Linked DNA regions of Homo sapiens: all the other regions are linked to region 2. Evidence: chromatin loops called from intact Hi-C (ENCODE). Cell type or tissue: B cell. All regions are shown on one strand.

What was found. A loop is a pair of places that touch in the nucleus more often than their neighbours do. Peaks named below come from ENCODE experiments on the same cell type or tissue, not always from the same donor. Only the 100,000 strongest peaks of a DNase experiment are listed, where the experiment ranks them.
Region 1: it touches region 2 in a loop (26-fold over the local background); 3 of 110 quality-filtered maps call a loop at or near these places.
Region 3: a loop joins it to region 2, with 29 times the contacts of the local background. A loop is called at or near these places in 8 of 110 quality-filtered maps.

Annotation. Positions count from the first base shown.
Region 1 is chr1:1,135,126-1,140,125 of GRCh38, forward strand. It overlaps LINC01342 (long intergenic non-protein coding RNA 1342), which reads left to right and starts at 1,892. Exons shown (of 3, transcript NR_038869.1): 1 at 1,892-1,985. All of the region lies in intron 1 of LOC124903820 (a long non-coding RNA gene), which reads left to right. RefSeq lists a cis regulatory region at 1-809, silencers at 1,761-1,820, 1,841-2,090, 2,191-2,380, 2,441-2,520, 2,591-2,690 and enhancers at 3,222-3,723, 3,724-4,223. In B cell, no CTCF peak of the experiment used is centred here; DNase peaks (open chromatin) are centred at 496, 1,576, 1,896, 2,356 and 2 weaker places; H3K4me3 peaks cover 1,698 bases; H3K27ac peaks cover 4,083 bases.
Region 2 is chr1:1,030,345-1,035,344 of GRCh38, forward strand. AGRN (agrin) reads left to right here. Exons shown (of 36, transcript NM_198576.4): 3 at 4,933-4,980. Among named protein-coding and RNA genes, the nearest start is that of AGRN, 13 kb to the left of the region's middle. RefSeq lists enhancers at 1-380, 2,121-2,990 and silencers at 2,504-2,683, 2,744-2,883, 2,864-2,984, 2,904-3,213, 3,629-3,778. In B cell, a CTCF peak has its summit at 2,758 (motif pointing right); DNase peaks (open chromatin) are centred at 2,867, 3,697 and 4,387; H3K4me3 peaks cover 1,881 bases; H3K27me3 peaks cover 2,325 bases.
Region 3 is chr1:1,369,952-1,374,951 of GRCh38, forward strand. AURKAIP1 (aurora kinase A interacting protein 1) reads right to left here. Exons shown (of 4, transcript NM_017900.3): 2 at 4,754-4,839; 3 at 4,049-4,494; 4 at 3,785-3,951. The coding sequence starts at 4,805. The coding sequence ends at 3,850. Among named protein-coding and RNA genes, the nearest start is that of AURKAIP1, 2.8 kb to the right of the region's middle. RefSeq lists silencers at 1,810-1,859, 2,118-2,412, 4,997-5,000 and an enhancer at 1,987-2,754. In B cell, CTCF peaks have their summits at 2,290 (motif pointing left) and 2,497; DNase peaks (open chromatin) are centred at 1,670, 2,270, 3,564, 4,260 and 1 weaker place; H3K4me3 peaks cover 643 bases; H3K27ac peaks cover 1,185 bases.

The sequences.
Region 1 (5,000 bases), 100 kb after region 2:
GGCCTTCGGGAGACCCCACTCCACCACGGGGGCCTGGATACAGGGTCTTGCCACCTCCCTCCCCAGGGAGGGGCCTGGGAGAGTCTGGAATGGGATGGTCGCAGGCAGTGGGGGCCCTCAGGGTAGGGGCCTGATCTGTGCATTTGGGCACAAATTCCCTGGGCGTAAATGTCACCGGAAAGGGATCCCAAAGAGGGCTCTTGGACCTCGAGCAAGAAACAGTTTGGGGGAGTCCACTGATAAACTGAAAGCAAGTTTAATAGGAAAGTAAAGGAATAAGAGAAGGGCTGCCCCATAGGCTGAGCAGCGGCCTGGGCTACTCCACTGAGAATACTTATTGTTGTTTCTTGATATGTACTAAACATGGTGTGGATTATTCCGGACTTTTCTGGGAAAGGGGCAGGCAATTCCCAGAAGTGAGGGTTCCTCCCTCTTTTAGACCATCTAGGGTAACGTCCTGGCGTTGCCGTGGCAACTAAACTGTCCTGGTGCTGGTGGGCGTGTCTCTCATGCTAATGTATTATAATCAGCGCATAATGAGCAGTGAGGACTGGCTGTCTTGGTTTTGGTGATTTGGGGCCGGCTTCTTCACAGCATCTTGTTTTATCAGCGGGGTCTTTGTGACCAGTCTTGTGCCAACCTCCTATCTCATCCTGTAACTAAGGATGCCTGACCTCATGGGAACGTGGCCCAGCCGGGCTCAGCCTCATTTTACCCAGGCCCTGTGCAAGATGGAGTTGCTCTGGTTCAAAGGTCTCTGACATAAAGACCTCAACCAGGCTGGTCTCACGCTGCCAGGACAGCTGGTGAGTGCAGGTGGGCAGGGGCCACTGCCCCAGCTCCCGTGGGCAAGGCTGAGGGTGAGGGGTTCCGGAGCGTTCCACATTCTCCTTGCAATGCTGGAAGCACGGGTGTCTCCCATCCCGACACGCCTCATTCTGTCTGCAGCTCACAGGGCCCGGCTTCTGCAGCTCACAGGGTCCGGCTTCTGGAAATTCTGCTTTTGCATTTTGTACTCTGTCCAGGGGCCAAAACCCAGGTCTGGAATTGGTGTGGTCCCTGGTGGCACAAACCAGTCCTGGCTAAGAGGCCGGCCCCTCTCACTCCACTGAAGAGACAGGGGGCTGCATGCTGAGAGGGCCAAGGCCAAAAGGAGCCTGCTGCTGTTCACAGCCCCCTGTGTGCCTGGGGCCCACTGTTCACAGCCCTCTGGGTGCCTGGGGGCTGGGCTGGGGGCTACTGCAACCCTTGGCCTATGGTGTGGTCGAGGGAAGGGGAAGGGACAGGGCTTTGAGAAACACGGTGATGGGGGTGAGGGTGGGGACTGGGGACGGTGGGCGTGGAGGTGGAGGCCCTGTGGGTGCTGGGCAGGGCAGAGGAGCTAGGCCAGATGCTGTGTTTGTGTGGGGTGCTGAGTGGCCAGCCTAAAACCTTCTGAGAAAGTAGGATCCAGCACAGGGAGCTTCAGCTTCTCTGATGGGAGGCAGGAGGGGGTCAGGTGGGAGCTGCAGGGCGTGTCGAGCCGGCCCTGCCCTGGGTCCCTGCGGGCCGCCTGGCACACAGGAGGGCGGTTCCTTTCCTGTTGGACCCGGTCTCACTTCATTTGCCCACGTTAATTGGGGCGCAGGTGCAGCTCTCGGGCAAACAAAGGTGCGGTCGCCAGGTGGACTTAACCCTTTCCCTGGCACTGGCGGGGCCTGGGGGGAGGCAGCAGGAGGGGCGGCCGGGTGGTCAGTTTGAGGACCTGGCCCCACGTGCCTTTGTGGGATGGTGGGGACCCCACACCCCCGCTGGCTGGGCTGGGATGGTCGGGCCCTGGGCGGGGCAGGGGCTGCACCTGGGCCTCTGGGCCACCTGCCTGGCTCGGTCGCGCCCCTTCTTTGGTTTCCAGCTAACGACGCGGCGCCCACCGAGAGCTGGGGGAGCCCAGGGCGGGGAGGGCGCGGCCGGAGCGAGCGCCGCCCGGGAAACCCGAGCCCCGCCAGGTGCGCGGGGACAAAGGCGGTGCCGGGAGGGCGGGTCCTGGGGGTCCCCCTGCCCCCTCTGCGGTGCGTTGGGAGCTCCCGTCCTCCTGCGCACACTCAGGGAAAGACCGGAGGAACCGTGGCGGGGGTCGAGGCCGGCGTGGGGTGGGGGCGCCAGGGGGGCGGGCGGGGCCCAGAGCCCGGGACACGCGACGAGGGGCCGGACCCCGAGGATGCGAGGATGCGGGGACCCTGCCCCCGCTGGGCCGGGTTTTGGGGGCCCGGGACACTCAGCCCCGCCCCCCGCAGGCTCTCTGTGGCCCTGGGGTGGGAGGGCTGCGGTCGAGAACCCCCCACGCGGCCCCTCCCCGGAACCCGCAGGCTGTGCACCCTCTGGACTGAAGTCACCCGTCAGTCCCGGCTGGGGGTTTCCGGGAACAGGGCAGGTGCTTTAAAGCAGGGGTGGCCGATCTTTTGGCTTCCCTGGGCCACATTGGAAGAATTGTCTTGGGCCACACATAAAATACACTAACGATAGCTGATGAGCGAAAAAAAAATTGCCAAAAAAATCCCATTATGTTTTATGTTTTAAGAAGGTTTACAAATTTGTGTCGGACCCCATTCACAGCAGCCTGCTGCCATTGGACAGCTTTAAAGCCTGGAGGGCTTGCGACTGGGCGTGTACCCTCCCCGCCTCCCTCCCCCTCTCCCTCCCAGCCCAGCCCTTGGCTGGGTCCTGGGGCGGGGCCCGGGGTCCTCTGTCCAGGAGGTCTGGTTCCCCCAGCAGTGAGTGGGGTGGGCCCTGCAGGGGGTCTTGGCCATTGCAGTGGGGACCCCTGAGCCTGCCAGCAGGAGTGAGGACTCTCAGAGGAAGGGGTTCCCTAAGGGATTCGCACCCCTCCTCTCCCACCAGGCACATGCTCAGGTGTGGCCCAGCCTCTGGGTTCAGGCTCACGTCCTGTGTGGCCTGGAGGGAGTTCACGCCTCAGGGGTGTCTTCCCATCCCAGGAGCCCATGGAGGCCTTCAGGACAGGGCTGTGCGAGAGGAGGTCGTGCCCACGAGTTCCTGCCCGGTGGGAATGAGCAGGGGGCGGGCGGGGGGTCTCAGGGCGAGATCTCCGCTCACCGCAACCTCCGCCTCCCAGGTTCAAGCCACTGTGCCCGGCCTGGGGATTCATTTTAGAAAAGACAAAATGCTGGCTGGGTGCGGTGGCTCACGTCTGTCATCCCAGCACTTTGGGAGGCCGAGGCAGGTGGATCACCTGAGGTCAGGAGTTCAAAACCAGCCTGGCCAACATGGTGAAACCCCATCTCTACTAAAAATACAAAAATTAGCCGGGTGTGGTGGCACATGCCTGTAATCCCAGCTACTCGGGAGGCTGAGGCAGGAGAATTGCTTGAATCTGGGAGGCAGAGGTTGCAGTGAGCTGAGATCACACCACTGCACTCCAGCCTGGGCGACAGAGTGAGACTTCATCTCAAAAAAAAAAAAAAAAAAAAGTGACAAAAGGCCAAGGAAAGGAGAAGGGGCAGGAACATCCTCTGGGCGGTGGGATGGCCACAGTTGGTCCCACCTGGCAGCGAAGGTGGCTGGAGTGACCCATAGGGCCTGGCCCACTCAGACACAACTGTCGGTGCCTCAGGCAATGGTCACCACAGCAGAGGGCTGGGGCACCACACGCTGTGCTTGGGGGAGGTCTGGGGGGATTCTGCGGTGTGAGAACTTAGGGAGAAGCTCTCTGAAGACGGACCTGCCCGTCTGGGGACAGGTTGGGGGGCCTGGGGCTTGCAGTGTTGCAGGTGAACTCTAGGGCCCTATCTCTGCAATGGGACGGCCTCCAGGTCATGGGAGGGCCCAGCCTGCGGGTTCTGGACCCCAGGGGCCACACTGGGCGGGACCCCGTTCACAAGGCGGGAAGGAATCCTGCCCCAGGACCACCCACAGAGGCATCCTGAGCTGCATCCGGGGGAAGCAGGACTCCGAACCGGGGGACCTGGGTCCTGGGGAGCTTCCTGGGGTCAGAAGGTGGGGGTGTCAACGTCGAACCGGGGGACCTGGGTCCTGGGGAGTTTCCTGGGGTCAGAAGGTAGGGGTGTCAATGTCGAACCGGGGGACCTGGGTCCTGGGGAGCTTCCTGGGGTCAGAAGGTGGGGGTGTCAACGTCGAACCGGGGGACCTGGGTCCTGGGGAGCTTCCTGGGTTCAGAAGGTGGGGGTGTCAGCATCGAACCGGGGGACCTGGGTCCTGGGGAGCTTCCTGAGGTCAGAAGGTGGGGGTGTCAGCATCGAACCGGGGGACCTGGGTCCTGGGGAGCTTCCTGGGGTCAGAAGGTGGGGGTGTCAGCATCGAACCGGGGGACCTGGGTCCTGGGGAGCTTCCTGGGGTCAGAAGGTGGGGGTGTCAGCATCGAACCGGGGGACCTGGGTCCTGGGGAGCTTCCTGGGGTCAGAAGGTGGGGGTGTCAGCATCGAACCGGGGGACCTGGGTCCTGGGGAGCTTCCTGGGGTCAGAAGGTGGGGGTGTCAGCATCGAACCGGGGGACCTGGGTCCTGGGGAGCTTCCTGGGGTCAGAAGGTGGGGGTGTCAGCATCGAACCGGGGGACCTGGGTCATGGGGAGCTTCCTGGGGTCAGAAGGTGGGGGTGTCAACGTCGAACCGGGGGGCCTGGGTCCTGGGGAGCTTCCTGGGGTCAGAAGGTAGGGGTGTCAACGTCGAACCGGGGGACCTGGGTCCTGGGGAGCTTCCTGGGTTCAGAAGGTGGGGGTGTCAGCATCGAACCGGGGGACCTGGGTCCTGGGGAGCTTCCTGAGGTCAGAAGGTGGGGGTGTCAGCATCGAACCGGGGGACCTGGGTCCTGGGGAGCTTCCTGGGGTCAGAAGGTGGGGGTGTCAGCATCGAACCGGGGGACCTGGGTCCTGGGGAGCTTCCTGGGTTCAGAAGGTGGGGGTGTCAGCATCGAACCGGGGGACCTGGGTCCTGGGGAGCTTCCTGGGGTCAGAAGGTGGGGGTGTCAGCATCGAACCGGGGGACCTGGG
Region 2 (5,000 bases):
GTGTGCAGCGCATGGTGCTGTGTGAGATCAGCATGTGTGTGTGTGTGTGCAGTGCATGGTGCTGTGAGATCAGCGTGTGTGTGTGTGCAGTGCATGGTGCTGTGTGAGATCAGCATGTGTGTGTGTGCAGTGCATGGTGCTGTGAGATCAGCGTGTGTGTGCAGCGCATGGTGCTGTGTGAGATCAGCGTGTGTGTGTGCAGCGCATGGTGCTGAGAGATCAGCATGTGTGTGTGCAGTGCATGGTGCTGTGAGATCAGCGTGTGTGTGTGTGCAGTGCATGGTGCTGAGTGTGAGATCAGCATGTGTGTGTGTGCAGTGCATGGTGCTGTGAGATCAGTGTGTGTGTGTGCAGTGCATGGTGCTGTGTGAGATCAGCATGTGTGTGTGTGTGTGTGCAGCGCATGGTGCTGTGAGATCAGCATGTGTGTGTGTGTGTGTGTGCAGTGCATGGTGCTGTGAGATCAGCATGTGTGTGTGCAGTGCATGGTGCTGTGAGATCAGCGTGTGTGTGTGTGCAGTGCATGGTGCTGTGTGAGATCAGCATGTGTGTGTGTGCAGTGCATGGTGCTGTGAGATCAGCGTGTGTGTGTGTGCAGTGCATGGTGCTGTGTGAGATCAGCATGTGTGTGTGTGTGCAGTGCATGGTGCTGAGTGTGAGATCAGCATGTGTGTGTGCAGTGCATGGTGCTGTGAGTGTATCAGCATGTGTGTGTGTGCAGTGCATGGTGCTGTGAGTGTGATTGTGTGTGTGTGTGTGCGGTGCATGGTGCTGTGTGAGATGTGTGTGTGTGCAGTGCATGGTGCTGTGTGAGATTGTGTGTGTGCAGTGCATGGTGCTGAGTGTGAGATCAGCATGTGTGTGTGCAGTGCATGGTGCTGTGAGTGTATCAGCATGTCTGTGTGTGTGCAGTGCATGGTGCTGAGTGTGAGATCAGCATGTGTGTGTATGTGTGTGCGGTGCATGGTGCTGTGAGTGTGAGATCAGGGACCAGGGGGCTAGTACTCTTTCCTGCACATGAGCCTGCGTGGGCTGGTCAGGGCTGAATGATTTTGTCTGAAGATCCCAAAATAGCTCATGTCGCCTGAGCTCCCTCCCTGGCTGGGCCTGGGGCCTCAATGGCCCTTTGTCTTTCTGAAGGCATCTGGGCCTCTGTGGGGGGCTCAGACACTGACTGGGGCTGGGTGGGGCCAGGCTGCCTGCCTGGTTCCCCTTCCCCTGGCCCAGCCCAAGGGGCCCTAAGCCTCATTCCAGTGTCGGCCTGGGGCAGCCAGGCCCCCCACGTGACTTTCAGCTTGTTGGGCCCCCTTTGCTGGCAGATCCCAGGGTCTCTCTGTGTGGGGGCAAACTTCCCAGGCAGTGTTTGAGGCCCCCTCTGCCAGCCCGTACCTGGGGCTCCCCCACCCCTCCCACATTGTGGTACCTGTCCTCCTCCTGCAGAGCCCGCCCAGAGATCCCATGGCTGAAGGTGGTGGCAGCAGGCGGGCTGGCGCGTGACCTGGTAGCACGGCCTGGGTTTGACCCTGGCACTGCCCCTGGGACTCAGAGCTGGGAGGTGAGAAATGGGGAATGCATGTGAACCACCTGCCTCTGCACACAGCAAGTCCTGTTCTGGGTTTTCTCATCCCTGGGTCACACCCTGCGCTGGGGAGATAAAAAGTCAGACCCTGCCCGGGGCACCCACAGTCAGCACCGCCGGAACACTGTCAGCCTGGTGTGGACAGTGCCAAGGTCCAGCAGGGTGGGGTGGTTGGGGTAGGAGCTCCCCTGAGGAGAGAGTGAGGCCAGCAGGGGTGGGTCTCCAAGTGCTTCCTTTGACAGCTGCTCTGGATGGGACGTGGCTTGGGGTGGGTGAGAACCCTTGGCTGAGTTTGGATTTTCCTGCAGGGTTTCATTGGAACACCAGGTTCCAGGGCCGTAGAGATGTGGAGGCCTCCTGTCTGGGTGATGGGGCATGGTGCTGGTCCCTGGCTGTGGGGTGGAAAGGAGTCCCAAGAGAGGGAGCTGGCAAGACAGGACCTTCCCAGCTAAGGTGGGGTTGGTGGGATTTGGCTGGGGCCCTTGGAGGAGCCTGACCAGGAGGTGAGACAGGGCACCTGGAAGGAAGGAGGCGTTGGGGAGAGTCCAGATGGAGGCCATGGGGTTGAGGGGCCCAGACACCCGGCTGGGGGACTCCAGGAAGGCAGCAGGTGTGGGCAGTGGGTCCTCTGGGGTGGACTGAGGTGAGGCCTGGGTGTGACCACGCGGTGGCACTGGTGGCTGCCGGCAGCTGTCGTCTGCAGAGTGGGTGAGACCGAGTGTGGCAGATGGCTTGGTCCGCGGTGCTGGAGGGGACTGGCGGAGCAGAAGCGCCCTGGCGCCGGGTCCTTGCTTTCCTGGAGCTGGGGCTTGGGGAATGGGGTCGGTCATTGCAGGGACAGAGGAGAGGGCAGGGTAATGGGTGCGCAGGGGTCCCTTCCAAAGGCTGCGGGTGGCCAGGGGTGTGCGGGGGCGCTGAGGTGCGGTCGCCGAGAGATTCTGGCCTCCAGGGTGGTCGGGCCTGGCATGGACTCTAGGGGATGGTGCACACACCGGACCGGACGGGCCCCTCCCTTACCCCCGGATCCCCCGGCTGGGCAGCGGCCAGGGAGAGGGGCGACCTACGGGGGCGGGTGTGGGGACGCCGGACTACGCGTCAGGAGTCCCAGATGGGCCCAGACCCCCATTCCCCGCCCCGGGCCGCAGTGACGTCAGGGCCCGGACGTTCCCGGAACGGCCTCTTGGGGGCGTTCCAGCCCCACGGACCCGCAGGGAGTCCCCGCCGCAATTTGCATGGGGCTCATTTGCATGACCCCGCCCCGCGCGGGAGTCGGGGGCGCCGGCGACTGGAGGAGCCACTGTCAATCCCCAGGGGAAAGTGGGCGAGGCGATTTCTGGGCCGCTCACCTCACTCCACCCTCCAGCTCGCGCCGCACCTGGGGCCCTCCCCCACCTACGCCCCGCCAGGGCGGGGCCGCGGGCGCAGACACTCGCGGGCACACGCACGACGACGCGCACACGCGGTCGCACGCGGCCCCCCGAGCCCCCTGCGGCGACTCCGATTCACCCCCGCGGGTGCGGGGCGCGGACCCGCCCGGCCCAGCTCCTGCTCCCCAGGCGCTTCCTCCTCCCGCGACCTGCCCCGGCCGCACCCGCCTCCGCTCCAGCACGCGACGCTGCCCGGCGCGACCCCTGCTCCCCCGGCCCAGCCCCACCGCTGCCCTCGACTCAATCCCAGTTGAACGCCCGCAGCCTCAGTCCCACCCCCGGCCCAGCCCCAGCGCCCCCAGTCCCACCCCCGGCCCCAGCTTCAGCCTCAGCGCCCCCAGGCCCAGCCCCAGTCCCACCCCCAGTCCCAACACCTTCAGGCCCACCCTCGGCCCCAGCCTCAGCCACCCCAGCCCCAGTCCCGGCCCAGCCCCAGCCCCAGCGCTCCCGGCCCCGGGCCCAGCCCCAGCCCCAGCCCCAGCCGAGCACCCCCGGCCCCGCCTGCCCGGCGTTCCCTTTTGTGCGGCGCTCTCCCGTCCGCATCCGCCCGATCCTCTGGAACTCCCCGCGGACGCCGGGGTCCCTGGAGGCGGCTTCCTTTGTCTCTGCTCCCGCCCTCCCTCCGCGGCGTCTTCGCCCCTCACTCACCTCCCCAGCCCCGCGGGGACGAGGGGAGCTGGAGGGAGCCCGGGACCCGGCGCGGCCTCCGCAGGCGGCGCTTTCTTCTCGCTCCCGACGCGGCCGCCCCTCCTGCCTGCCCGCTCCTATCGCCGCTTCCGCCTCTGCCGGGGACGGGGACAGCAGACCCTCGGCGCCCGGCCCCCGCGCACCTGCCGCGCGCACCGCCTCTCCGGCCTGCGCGGCTCCGGGGGCTCCGGGAAGACCGAGCGCTGGCGGCCAGCCCGGGGAGGCTGTGGGCAGCAGGGGTGGCTGCGGGCTCCCAGTCCCTCCTCCGCCTACCTCGGAGCCCACATTTGGGATTTCTACTCCGGGAGAATTCTGCCCTCCTCCCACGATGAGCCTGGAGGACTGGAGCCGGGACCTGGCACCCCCAGGGCTGTGACTGGGTGAACTCTGAGGGCACAGCTGCTGTCCGCCGCCCCAGGGGTCCCAGGATGGGGCGAGCAGCCCTGAAGAGGCCCAAGGGCACCCCGTGAGGAGCCCCCACGCTCTGAGAGTGGGGCGCAGAGCCGGAGCCCCGGGCCATGCCTCCGCTGCCGCTGGCGCGGGACACCCGGCAGCCGCCTGGCGCCTCCCTGCTGGTGCGAGGCTTCATGGTGCCCTGCAACGCCTGCCTGATCCTGCTGGCCACCGCCACGCTCGGCTTCGCGGTGCTGCTGTTCCTCAACAACTGTAGGTGGCCGCGGGCGGGGCGTCGCACTGGCCAAGCCCCAACCCCGAGGCCCCTGCACATAGAGGCTGGAGGCCGCGGCGGGTCCGCGGGGCTCCCGGCAGCTTCCCGGGGATGGGATGGGTCACTCTGCGGACCCCTCGGTCCCTGGAGGCCGTCCTTGGGCTCTCAGTGGGCCTGGCCCTCACCCAAAGCTGCAGAAACACTTTCTGCGGGAGCTGGGGAGGGAGGGGCAGCCGGCTACACTGAGAGCCGGCAGTTGGGGGTAGGGCAGGACCTGCGGTGGACTCTTCCAGGGAAGGGGGTCCTGCCTGCACCCCTGTGGCTGGGGCCCCATCTGACAGGGGTCAGGCCATGACTATTTGGCTGGAGGGGCAGAGAAAAGCAGGGGCCTCTGTCTCAGACCTCAGCCAGCCCATGGGGTCAGGGCTGGACCCTTCAGCAGCCTGGATCCCTGGGGCTAGCGGTGGGGGGGGGGGGGTGGGCAGGGGTGCCCCTTTCCAGGCTGGGCAAAGGGATGGGACAGGGAGGAGCCTGCTCAGAGGAGCCTAACTTGGGGATTTGTTTTCTTCCAGATAAACCCGGGACCCACTTCACTCCAGTGCCTCCGACGCCTCCTGATGGTGAGTAGGGCTGAGTTCGG
Region 3 (5,000 bases), 340 kb after region 2:
CATGCCTGGCTAATTTTTTGTATTTTTAGTAGAGACGGGGTTTCACCATGTTAGCCAGGATGGTCTCGATGTCCTGACCTCGTGATCCGCCCGCCTCCGCCTCCCAAAGTTCTGGGATTACAGGCGACAGCCACCGCGCCTGGCCCACAAGCATAACTTTTATAAAAATAATTTACTTTTACAATTAAGCTTAGGAATCACACAGACTCAGGGCTGGCTCATGGCTTCCCGGCAAGTTAAACTCTGTACTTAGGCTCGGCGCGTATGAAATGGCTAATTCTAATCAGTGGTGCAATGAAGTAACTCCTCTAAAGAACTTATCGGGCCGGGCGCAGCGGCTCACGCCTGTAATCCCAGCACTGTGGGAGACCGAGGCGGGCAGATCACGAGGTCAGGAGTTCGAGACCAGCCTAACCAACATGGTGAAACTCCATCTCTACTAAAAATACAAACATTAGCTGGGCACAGTGGCACACACTTGTAGTCCAAGCTGCTCAGGAGGCTGAGGCAGGAGAATCGCTTGAGCCTGGGAGGTGGAGACTGCAGTGAGCCGAGATTGCACCACTGCACTTCAGCCTGGCGACAGAGAAAGACTCCATCTCAAAAAAAAAAAAAAAAAAGTAGTAACCTAAGAATGAGAGAAACATGGCATTCAGAAACAGGACCCAGACTCCTCCAGCCTGAAATAGGAATGTTCTTTCCCCCCTCCCAGTGCCCTTCCCGGGAGGCTCGGGGGGTCCAGCCCAGGGAAGCCAGCTTTCCTCCCAGACTCCACTCCACGCCGAGGGTCTCTGTTGCCACCGCCAACCTGCGTGCTTCTCAGACGGCGTGTTCAGTGAGTGCTCAGCTCGGCTCCCTGGAGGTTCTGGGCTTGGCACACACGTGTGCTGCCTCCCTGCCCCCCAACACACACACATCTGAAGCAGGCAGGGCCCTGGGTGGGCACCGGGGGTGGGAGCTGAGGGCCTTGCCCATGGTCCATGAAAGCTCTGAAGCCATAGCTCTGCGGCTGGTCAGGCCCCAGGCCCCAGGCTCGGCCCCCGCGGAAGGCGCAGAAGACACCAGCTTGCCAGGGACGCAGCAGCCAGAGGAAGAGGCGTGGGGCTGAGTTCACCAACGTGCCCCATTATGGAGGCCACTGATGAATGCCACCACTGGGCGTGAGGTTGGGGCACCATCCCCACTGACCAGGACCATCCCCAGCAGAGCCAAGTCCTGGTTGGAACTGGAGCTCTGAACACCACCAGGACACGCTGTGGTGAGGGGCAGGTCGCTGGCAGCTCCACAGGCCCCCAGCCCAGCCCACCCCACCTCTGGCCCCTCACCCAGGTGATGCCCAGGGCCAGAACAGGGGAGAGGCAACAGAGAGAGGGGGGTGCATGTCTCACAGGCAGGGGCAGGGTGGAGGCCCCACAGAGAAGAGGGGAGGGACGGCCTCTTGTGGCCTGGGAGCAACCGCAGAGATAAAAATAAAACCCCAAAATTGCTTCCCAAGGTTGTGGTTGGGCAACAAAGGCTTCCAAGCCAAGGCAGGGTGAGCTCTGCAGGCTGGGCAGGATGTGGGTCTGCAGGAGGGGCCTGGGTTGCGGGAGCTGGAGTGGACAGCTGAGGCACCGCCTCGCCGGGATGGTGACGTCTGGAGCAGGGGTACCCACCGCTGCTGACGTGAGCTGATGGGTTCGTCGTGGGGATGTCCTCATGGTGCAGGGTGTGTGGCAGCATCCCTGGCCTCCACCCACCCATGCCAGTAGCACCTCCCACTGACAACCACAGATGTCTCCAGATGCGGCTCAAAGCCATGGTTGACCTGCCTCCCAGGAGCACCCCAAGCCGGCCCCCACGCAGGGGTGGAGGAGGCCGGGGCCAAGGGGGGTCCCAGGGCTGTGCCTGAGCTGGGTAGGGCTGCTCCCCACCACGGGCTGCCCAGCTGAGCTCTGCAGGCTAGGACTCTGGACAGGTCCACTCAGCTTCCCACATCTCCTCCCTCATACAGGGAAGGGGGAGGTGAGCCCGGGATGGAAGGAAACGCGGGGGGGCAGCAGCACTACAGAGGGTGCCAGTGGTGGCCAAGAGCACCGGGAGGCTGGGGCAGGGCCAGGCTTGGCACTGAGCGGGCTCCACTTCACCTGGGAGAGTTTCGGCCCTGGGAGCCCTGCCCCACTCACAGCTGGGAAAACAGACCCAGGAATGATGCCTGTGACCCCAGCTGGGGCCCCACAAGACGCTTCCTGCCACCTGTCCTGGTCCCCAGCCCTGGACCCAGGAGCCCGGCTGCTGCCCCCCTGTGGTGGTCTGGGGAAGCGCACTTCCACCCGCTACAGCCTCCAGACCCCTCCGTGCACTCAGGGACCCACAGCCAAGGCCTACTGACCTCGCTGGCTGGCACGTCCAGGGCCCAACTCCCAGGACAATGTGTGACCCACAAGTTCGTCCTGTTCTAGAGAAACTGCTGGGAATAGCGCTCAAGTCCTCCCCAAGGTCTGATGGGCAAGGAACTCAAGCTTGAGTCTCAGACACATTTCTGTGACAAAAGACAAGAGGCCCCCACGTCTCTGGTGAGAGGCAGCCCAGCCTTCAGCCTTCACACACGGTGGGGGAGAGGCTGCGGCTCCAGAGCCTCCACTCAACCGCCTGGGGCGGACGCAAAGGCCCCTCTCCTGTCGCTGAGCTGTTGGGGGCAGCAGCTTCCCAGTGCCCACCCATGCCCTGCTACCCAAGTCCAAGGGCCCCTGCACATCCCTGCTCTTAGGAATACCATGTTCCAGCCAGGCGCAGGGGCTCACGCCTGTAATCCCAGCACTTTGGGAGGCTGAGGCGGGCAGATCACTTGAGGTCAGGAAATCGAGACCATCCTGGCCAACATGGTGAAACCCTGTCTCTAACAAAAATACAAAAATTAGCCGGGCTTGGTGGCGGGCACCTGTAATCCCAGCTATTCAGGAGGCTGAGGCAGGAGAGTCACTGGAACCTGGGAGGGAGAGGCTGCAGTGAGCTGAGATCGCACCACTGCACTCCAGCCTGGGTGATGGAATGAGACTCTTCCTCAAAAAAAAAGGGGGGGGGAATAATGCGTTCCTCCTCTTCACCCAGAGGAACGTGGAGACACCAGGGGCCTCTGGCTCAACCTAAGCCTCAGGGATTCTTCGGCCCTGTAAACGAGACCCTTTCCTCAGCCACCCCCCAGCCCCGAACCCCTTCTGGGACAACTCTTCCTGCTTAGTCCCCACGTCCACTCAGGGCCCCAGGAGATGGCAGACATGCCTGGGAAGGCCAACACCCTGGCCCTGTAGCCGGAAAGCTTGGAGGGCCACTGGAGGATCACGTCCACGGAGCCTGGCGGGCACCATCCACCACTGCCAGTGGTACCAGAACCTTTCCTGCCTTCCCAATGAGGCCCTCCCCGACCCTCCACTCATGAAATACACCTGAATCACCCCGTGCATTCCGGGTGCTCCCTAAACCCCAGTCCTGTCCCCCTGTACTTCTGCCATCCGGGTCGGCCTCCCCAGGGAATGTGGTGCTCAGGGAGGGGCTGTGGGATCTGTTCACAGTGATCCCACAGCACCTAGCCTGAACTGCACACAGCACACATTTGCTCACAGCGAGGCTGGGGCTCCTACAGGCCCAGCACCCTCTGGACGGCGGCCAAGAGCCAGCTAGAGAGAGGGACGGCCAATCTGCCACCCTGCTGCCCGGGTCTTCTGCAACACCTGGGACTGGCAGCAGCCTCAATCCTGAGAGACCTCACACCCGGCAAATGGAGCTCCAGACCCGCAGGAAAGGCTGAGTCCTCTGAGAATTTATTACTACGGATCACAGCAGCAACGGGCGGGAAGGGCGGCGCCAGACTCATTTGCCCCGCAGGTAGATCTTGGGGGTCTGCCAGCCTTCGGGGGCTTCCTTTAGCCCCGCCTTCAGCCAGATGCGCCTCAGGTCTTTCTCGAACTTGATCTGCAAGACGCAGAGAGAGGGACCGCCAAGTAATTCGTGGCAAAGAAACGTGTTCTCAGCACTTTGCCCTCCCAGGGCCAAGCAGGGGGCCACTCACCTGCTTGCGTCTCAGGCGTCCCTCCTGGACCTTCCTCCGCAGGAACCGCGTCTTCTTCACCAGCTTCCGGTACTTGTGGTGGTTCATCTTCCGCCGGCGGATCTTCAGCACGTTTTTGCACTGAATTTGAGGCGCATCCGCGACGCCTTCATCCCCCTGCTCGGCCCCTTCCCCTATCTGGCTGGGCGGACACTGGTAGGATTGCGGTGGAGCCACAGTCCCTGCGGTCCCGGTATCCAGTCTGGGCAGGAAGCAGCGGGCCGTGAGCCAGCTCTCCAGGGGGCTGACGGACATCTTCCTGGGGACCAGCATCTCCTCCAGCTCCAGCTGGGCCCCCTTGCGAGGGAGAGAGGCCGCCCTACCTGGGCCGGCCGGCGATGTGCTGTAAAGGGGCCCGCAGACCCGGCTGCCCAGCACTCCAGAGACGGGCCAAGGCGGGCGGCCGCCTGCAGAAAACCAGACGCCACGGTCACCGCTCGCGAGACCACACAGGCCCGTCGGGTTGAGGAGCAGCAGGTTCGTCCCAGCGAGGATCCCCCGCACCTCATTCCTGGCCTGAACCCCTGAGGTTCCCTCTGTGAGCATCGGAAGCTTAGAGGGGAAAGAGTGTGTGTGTGGCCACCGGCCCTGCCCCAGCGGAGCTGCTGAGACCCGCACTCCTAACCAGGTGTGCATCCTCCCATCCGCCCCCGCGCGGCTTCCTACCTGCCCAAGGAACGGCCCTCAACAGCTGGGAAGTCAGGCGCCCCAGGAGCATGGTCTGTGGGCGGCGGCCACAGGTCCCAGGGGAGCTGGAACACAAGTGCCCGTTCAGGTCAGGCGGCAGCGCCTTCAGTAGTCGCGGGCGGGCCGGGACTGGGGCGTCTGGTCCCGCCGCGACCCTCGCTTCCCTTCTCCCTCCGCCACCCCAACCCACAAGGAGGACTTTGCTTCCAACACAGCTCGCGCCCCG